Regions from separate parts of the Homo sapiens genome. Here region 1 is linked to region 2. Evidence: read pairs that join two places in POLR2A ChIA-PET (ENCODE). Cell type or tissue: endothelial cell of umbilical vein. All regions are shown on one strand.

Region 1 (4,000 bases), 61 kb after region 2:
AAGGAAAACGTGAAAACACTCAAGGCCTAGGGGGAGGACAGGTTGGTAAAACATGAAAAGGTAAATAAAATTACTTGTTTGAAACCACTGAGTCATGGATCTTTTGATTACACGCTCATAATTGGGCCATTAAACTGGGAACGAAGAGAAAGATTTTTTTGTTTGTTTGTTTTTTGAGACGGAGTTTCCCTCTTGTCACCGAGGCTGGAGTGCAGGGGACACGATCTCGGCTCACTGCAACCTCTGCCTCCCGGGTTAAAGCGATTCTCCTGCCTCACCCTCCGGAGCTGGGATTACATGCATGCGCCACCACACCCGGCTAATTTTTGTATTTTTAGTAGAGACAGGGTTTCGCCATATTGGCCAGGCTGGTCTCGAACTCCTGACCTCAGGTGATCCGCCCGCATCGGAAAAGGAGTTAGGGATGACTTACTTTCCCCCAGACCCTTTTAGTCCCCTCAACGGCTGTCATTTCTTTAACTCACAGTCAGGGATTGTGACCCTCCTTGGTAATCCCATGGTTCTCCTAATTATGTGTTGGCTAGTCACTTTCCAGCCCCGGTAACCCTCAGGGACCGGCCCCAAGGCAAGGAAAGTGGCTTCTTCCTGGGGGCGGGAGAAGCAATCAACCTCCTGGGACCACACAGATCCTTGGTTTGGATTCAGTGAAAGGCCCCAGCCACCCAACTCCACCTTTTCTCACCACCTCGTATTCAATAATCAACTCCTGCTGAGCTCTTCTGAAATCACTCAAGTCCATCAAGGTATGTCCATTCCTGCTGCAAACTCCACCGTATCTCATCGCCACATTGCAGCCCAGAGTATTCCTCCTCAAAAAAAGACATCTGAGGGCCGGGCACGGTGGCTCACGCCTATAATCCCAGCACTTTGGGAGGCCGAGGCAGGTGGATCACCTGAAGTCAGGAGTTCGAGACCAGCCTGGCCAACATGGAGAAAACCCCGTCTCTACTAAAAATACAAAATTAGCCGGGCATGGTGGCACATGCCTGTAATCCCAGCTACTTGGGAGGCTGAGGCAGGAGAATCGTTTGAACCTGGGAGGCGGAGGTTGCAGTGAGCCGAGATCGCGTCATTGCACTCCAGCCTGGGGGACAAGAGTGAAACTCCATCTCAAAAAAAAAAAAAAAAGAAAAGAAAAGAAATTAACCGGGTGTGGTGGCATGGGCCTGTAATCCCAGCTACTCAGGTGGTTGAGGCAGGAGAATCATTTGAACCTGAGAGGTGGAGGTGGCAGCCAAGATCGCGCCACTGCACTCCAGCCTGGGTGACAGAGTGAGACTCTGTCTCAAAAAAAAAAAAAAAAGACATCTGACCTCATTTCTCCCTCGCTTCAGTCCCTTCAGTGACTTCCCTTAGCTCTTAACAGTGTGGGCTGCCCTTAATGACTTCAGTCACTGAGTATAGATAGGGAAAAACAGAGGAGAAACCTGGCAGATACCACCTTAACCAAGGGATTAAGGTGAACAATTAAGTCCTGTTGATGTTACTCTTTTTTTTTTTTGAGAAGGAGTCTTGCTCAGTCGCCCAGGCTGGAGTGCAGTGGTGCAATCTCGGCTCACTGCAACCTCCGCCTCCTGGGTTCACGCAATTCTCCTGCCTCAGCCTCCCAAGTAGCTGAGACTACAGGCGCACGCCACCACGCCCAGCTAATTTTTGTATTTTTAGTAGAGACAGGGTTTCACCATGTCGGCCAGGATGGTCTCAATCTCTTGACCTCGTGATCCGCCTGCCTCGGCCTCCCAAAGTGCTGGGATTATAGGCGTGAGCCACCGCACCCAGCCCTGTTGATGTTACTCTTAAGTCTCTTTCATTTTGTAACATACCTCCTTGGCTTTTATTTTTTATTTCATGACACTGATTTGACAAGACACAGAATCATTTGTCCCGTAAAATGTTCCTCACTCAGGAGCTGGCTGATTACTTCCTCAGGGTGTTTTTTCATGTGTTCATTTATCTTCTTCAGTTCCTGTCAACCAGTAGTTAGATCGAGATGACAAGGTTCTGCTGATGTGGTCCCTGCCAACCTCTGCAGGCTGATCTCATGCCATTTCCTTCCCCTGTCAACTCTGCAGCCAGATGCTTCTAAATAAAGACGCGCTCTCTCACTGTGGAACTTCCCATGTGTTTTTTGTTTTGTTTTGTTTTTGAGATGGAGTTTCGCTCTTATTGCCCAGGATGGAGTACAGTGGTACAATCTTGGCTCACTGCAACCTCCGCCTCCCGGGTTCAAGTGGTTCTCCTGCCTCAGCCTCCCAAGTAGCTAGGACTACAAGCGCCTGCCACCACGTGCAGCTAATTTTTGTATTTTTGGTAGAGACGGGGTTTCACCATGTTGGCCGGGCTGGTCTCCAACTCTTGACCTCAGGTGATCCACCCACCTCGGCCTCCCAAACTGCTGGGATTACAGGTGTGAGCCACTGCACCTGGCCAGAACTTCCCATGTTCTTGCTCAACTAATTCTTAGCCTAGGTGGCAGCCTAAATGTCACTTCCTTAGGAAAGGAAGCATTTCCTGACCCCCAGATGAGGTTAGACACCCCTCTCCCTATTAAGCCCTCATAGCACCTTGCATATGCCCTTTGATGACCTTTATCACACAATTTCTTGTCTACCCTTTCAACGGTCAACCCAGAAGGGGTGGGTGCTACCTCTATCCCCCAGGGTCTAGCCTGGCCGGGCATATGGCAGCATACAGTAGGAGCTCGTTAACTGCTTATCAGATTGCTTTCCCCCCATACTTTCAACCCTCCCTCCTCATCTTTTCTCTCAGCTTCACCTCCTACAGCCAGAAAGGGGAAGCCTGGGTCTCTCGTGGACTGAGGAGAAATAGACCTTTTCACCACTCCGTTGGCCAAAAAATAAGCTTTTCCTAACTCCTGACATCTATTACATAACAATAGGAAAGGATGTGGTTATCTCCCAGTGGTGGGGTTACTAAGGATTTGTTTATTCATTTTATTTAGCTGGACTGCTCATTTTTCTTCCATGAACACAAGTGCTTTTGTAATAAAAATGCTTAATATACAAATTGCTCTTTAATAATTCACTTACCAACTATTGATTGAATACACAAGGCTTTGTGCCGAACCTTAGCGACGCAATGGGGAAAAAAGACACATAATGGTCTCTGCCTCCATAAAGCTTACAGTTTAGGGCAGGGATCAGTAAACTACGGCTTCCAGCCAAATGTAGCCCACCTTTTGTTTTTGCATGGCTCGTAATCTAATAATCAGATTTCACAGCCGGGCTCATGCCTGTAATCCCATCACGCCTGTAATCCCAGCACTTTGGGCGCCCGAGGCAGGCGGATCACGAGTTCAGGAGATCGAGACCATCCTGGCTAACACGGTGAAACCCCGTCTCTACTAAAAATACAAAAACAAAAAATTAGCCGGGCTTGGTGGCGGGTACCTGTAGTCCCAGCTACTTGGGAGGCTGAGGCGAGAGAATGGCGTGAACCCAGGAGGCAGAGCTTGCGGTGAGCCGAGATTGCGCCACTGCACTCCAGCCTGGGTGACAGAGCGAGACTCCGTCTCAAAAAAAAAAAAAAAGAAGATTTCACGAGAAAATTATTCGAAATTCAAATTACAGGGTCTATAAATTTATATTGAAGCAGAGCCACAACCATTTCTTTCTGTATTGTCCGTGGTTACTTTCTGGATGCAAACGGCAGGGTTTGAGTGCCGCAATTGCAGCAGAATCCCTATATGACCTACAACGTCTGAAATATTTATGAACAGATCCTTTGCAGAAAGTCTGCCAGCCCCTAGTCCAGGACAAGATTTCCAAAATGCAGGTTTATACAATTTTGTGTGGATCATGAAGTCAATTTAGTGAGCCTCAAGCAGCATCTTTTTTTAATGAAATAGAATAGATAAAAATATGTATCACATGTATAATTAATAACTATTTTGTGAAACATTTGTTATACATACGATATATGCTTATATGTGTATGTGCTGCATCCTGATGTAAAATGT
Region 2 (4,000 bases):
GCTCATTTTGATCACCTCATCCTCAGCTTCAACTGCCATCTAAACACTGAAGACTCTTCCCCCTAGTAAAAGATGCCAGGCCAGGCACGGTAGCACCTGCCTGTAATCCCAACACTTTGGGAGGCCAAGGTGGGAGGACTGCTTGAGCCCAGAAGTTCGAGACCAGCCTGGACAATATAGCAAGAACCCATCTGTACAAAAAAAAATGTTTTAATTAGCGGGGGGTGGTGGTACACGCCTGTAGTCCCAGCTATTGGTGGGTGCGGTGGGGGGTACTGATGTGAGCACCAGAGGTCAAGGCTGCAGTCAGCCATGATCACACCACTATATTCTAGCCCAGGTGACAAAATGAAACCATGTCTTAAAAAAAAAAGAACAAAAAAAGGGCTGGGCTTGGTAGCTCACACCTGTAATCCCAGCACTTTGGAAGGCCAAGGTGGGTGGATCACTTGAGGTCAGGAGTTCAAGACCAGCCTGGCCAACATGGTGAAACCCCGTCTCTACTAAAAATACAAAAATTAGCCGGGTGTGGTGATAGGCGCCTGTAATCCCAGCTACTCAGGAGGCTGAGGCAGGAAAATCATTTGAACCCGGGAGGTGGAGGTTGCAGTGAGCCGAGACCGCGCCACTGCACTCCAGCCTGGGCCACAGAGCGAGACTCCACCTCAAAAAAAAGCCAACTAAAGCCTCCACCCACTGAACCATCAAGGCTACACTGAGATGCCCGGCCACTTCCACTGATGCCGGATCAGGGGGATAGTTACTAATGGTGCTTCTACTGAATGCTCAAGGCCACAGCCATGGTATTTTCTTCCCACACCTCCAAACCTGTCTTCCAGTGTTCAGGAATCCAGGAGTCACCCTGGACATGTGTTCTACTCGATGCTAATCTATCCTCAGCATCTGCCACTCTGACACTAAATCTGTCTCAAACCTGTATCGTTCTCATCAGTTCTACTGCCACAACCCTAGTCCAAGCTACTATGAATGTTCTCCTAGATTACTTTAGCAGCCATCTACATAGAGTTTCTGCTTCCAATCTGTTCCTTTCTAATCCATTATCCACAGGCAGCCAGAGATATATTTTCTTTCTTTCTTTCTTATTTGAGATGGAGTCTCGCTCTGTCACCCAGGCTGGAGTGCAGTGGCGCGATCTCGGCTCACTGCAACCTCCATCTCCCGGGTTAGAGCAATTCTCCCACCTCAGCCTCCCAAGTAGCTGGGATTACAGGTGCCTGCCACCATGCCTGGCTAATTTTTGTATTTTTAGTAGAAACAGGGTTTCACCATGTTGGCCAGGCTGGTCTCGAACTCCCGACCTCAGGTGATCCGCCCACCTCGGCCTCCCAAACTGCTGGGATTACAGGCGTGAGCCACCACGCCTGGCCTCAGAGAGATACTTTCAATCACCACCACCACCTCCTCATCCCTGCTTAAAACCTTCCATGAGTTGCCACTACTCCAAGAATAAAAGCCAAAACCCTTAGCATGGTCTATAAGGCCATACACAACTTGGTCCCCAGTCTTCCTATCTCCCCAGCCACATCTCATCAATTCTAGCCACATGCTGGAATTCTTCAAACAGGCCATGCTCCTCTTCTCTCATGGCTTTGGCACATTAGAACACTTTCTTAACCCAATTAACTTCTATTGATCAGTTCAGAAAAGCTCTCCCTGGACTGCTGGCCCTGATCACAAACACCCACACCACCCCAGCTGAAGTCAGATTCTCCTGTTACATGTTTTCCAAGAACTATAGTCTTTACCTCCACAGCACCTACCTCAGTTTATCACTTCACATTCATTTATATAATTATTCAATTAAAGTATCTTCGCTGGGTGTGGTGGCTCACACCTGTAATCCGAGCACTCTGGGAGGCCAAGGTGGGCAGATCATGAGGTCAGGAGATCGAGATCATCCTGACTAACATGGTGAAACCCCATCTCTACGAAAAATACAAAAAATTAGCCAAGTGTGGTGGCGGGAGCCTGTAGTCCCAGCTACTTGGGAGGCTGAGGCAGTCACGCCACTGCACTCCAGCCTAGGCAACACAGCAAGACTCCATCTCAAAAAAAAAAAAAAAAAAAAAAAGTATCTTCAACTAGAACAGGAATCAGTAAATGATGGTCTATGGGTGCCTGTTTTTGCATGGCCCACAAACTAAGAATGGCTTTTACATTTTAAAGGATTGGAAAATAAACAATATACAATAGAAACTATATGTGGTTCACAAAGCATAAACATTTCCTATTTGTAAACATTTACTTCATAGAAAAAGCGCTAGACTCTGAGTACCATGAAAGCAGGGTCCATGTACATCTCACTGTCTCTCCAGAGCTTGGTACACTGCCTGCTATATGTGCTCAGAAAATGCTTGTTAAATAACTAAGTGGAGATGTTATCAAAGGATGTAAAAGTAGGGGAAAAAAATTAAAACGTTAAAAGAGCAACAAAGTATGAAAAACGCACAACCAACCTTATACTGAACAGGGAAAAGTTGAAAGCATTCCCCTTGAGAACTGGAACAAGACAAGGATGCCCACTTTCACCACTTCTATTCAACATAGTACTGGAAGTCCTAGCCAGAGCAATCAGACAAGAGAAAGAAATAAAGGGCGTCTAGGCCAGGCACAGTGGCTCACACCTGTAGTCTTAGCACTTAGGGAGGCCGAGGCAGTCAGATCACCTGAGGTCAGGAGTTTGAGACCAGCCTGGCCAACATGGCGAAACCCTATCTCTACTAAAAATACAAACATTAGCCGGGCGGGGTGGCAGGCACCTGTAATCCCGGCTACCTGGGAGGCTGAGGCAGAAGAATTGCTTGAACCCAGGAGGCGGAGGGTGCAGTGAGCCAAGTCTGTGCCACTGCACTACAGCCTGGGCAACAGAATGAGAGACTCCATCTAAAAGAAAAAAAAAAGGAAGAAAGGAAGAAATAAAGGACATCTAAATCGGTAAAGGGGAAGTCAAACTGTCGTTATTCACCAGTGATATGATCATATACCTAGAACACCCTAAAGACTCATCCAGAAAGCTCCTAGATCCAATAAATGAAGCCGGTAAAGTTTCAGGATACAAAATCAATGTATACACATCAGCAGCACTGCTAAACACCATCAGCAACTAAGCTGAGAATAAAATCAAGAACTCAACCACCTTTACAACAGCTGCAAAAAATAAAATAAAATACTTAGGAATACACCTAACCAAGGAGGTGAAAGACCTCTATAAGGAAAAACTACAAAACACTGCTGAAAGAAATCACAGACGACACAAACAAATGGAAACACATCCATGTTCATGGATAGGTACAATCAATATTGTGAAAATGGCCATACTGCCAAAAGCAATCTACAAATTCAATGCAATTCCCACCAAAATACCACCATCATTCTTCACAGAACTCGAAAAAACAATCCAAAAATTTATATGGAACCAAAAAAGATCCCATAAAGCCAAAGCAAGGCTAAGCAAAAAGAACAAATCTGGGCGCATCACATTACCTGACTTCAAAATATACTACAAGGCTACAGTTACCAAAACAGCATGATACTGATATAAAAATAGGCACATAGACCAATGGAACAGAAGGGAGAACCCAGATATAAAGCCAAATACTTACACCCAACTGATCTTCAACAAAGCAAACAAAAACAAGTGGGGAAAGGACACCCTTTTCAACAAATGGTTCTGGGATAATTGGCAAGCCACATGTAGAAGAATGAAACTGGATCACTCTCACCTTACACAAAAATCAGCTCAAGATGGATCAAGGACTTAAATCTAAGACCTGAAACCATAACAATTCTAGAAGATAACATCAGAAAAACCCTTCTAGACATTGGCTTAGGCAAAGAGTTCATGACCAAGAATCCAAAAGCAACAAAAACAAAGATAAATAGATGGGACTTAACTAAAAAGCCTCTGCACAGCAAAACAAATAATCAGTAAACAACCCACAAAGCGGGAGAAAATCTTCACAAACTATGCATCTGACAA

Evidence for each region. ChIA-PET counts read pairs that join two places held together with the same protein. Peaks named below come from ENCODE experiments on the same cell type or tissue, not always from the same donor. Only the 100,000 strongest peaks of a DNase experiment are listed, where the experiment ranks them.
Region 1: POLR2A ChIA-PET joins it to region 2 with 9 read pairs; 5 of 35 experiments call an interaction of 5 or more read pairs at or near these places.

The regions. Positions count from the first base shown.
Region 1 is chr17:4,746,030-4,750,029 of GRCh38, forward strand. ZMYND15 (zinc finger MYND-type containing 15) reads left to right here. Exons shown (of 14, transcript NM_001136046.3): 14 at 1-84. Among named protein-coding and RNA genes, the nearest start is that of CXCL16, 8.1 kb to the left of the region's middle. In endothelial cell of umbilical vein, no CTCF peak of the experiment used is centred here; a DNase peak (open chromatin) is centred at 2,052; H3K27me3 peaks cover 534 bases.
Region 2 is chr17:4,685,430-4,689,429 of GRCh38, forward strand. The region is part of intron 3 of PELP1 (proline, glutamate and leucine rich protein 1); the gene reads right to left. Among named protein-coding and RNA genes, the nearest start is that of PELP1, 17 kb to the right of the region's middle. RefSeq lists enhancers at 1,066-1,235, 1,279-1,448, 1,687-1,856, 2,681-2,850. In endothelial cell of umbilical vein, no CTCF peak of the experiment used is centred here; no DNase peak of the experiment used is centred here.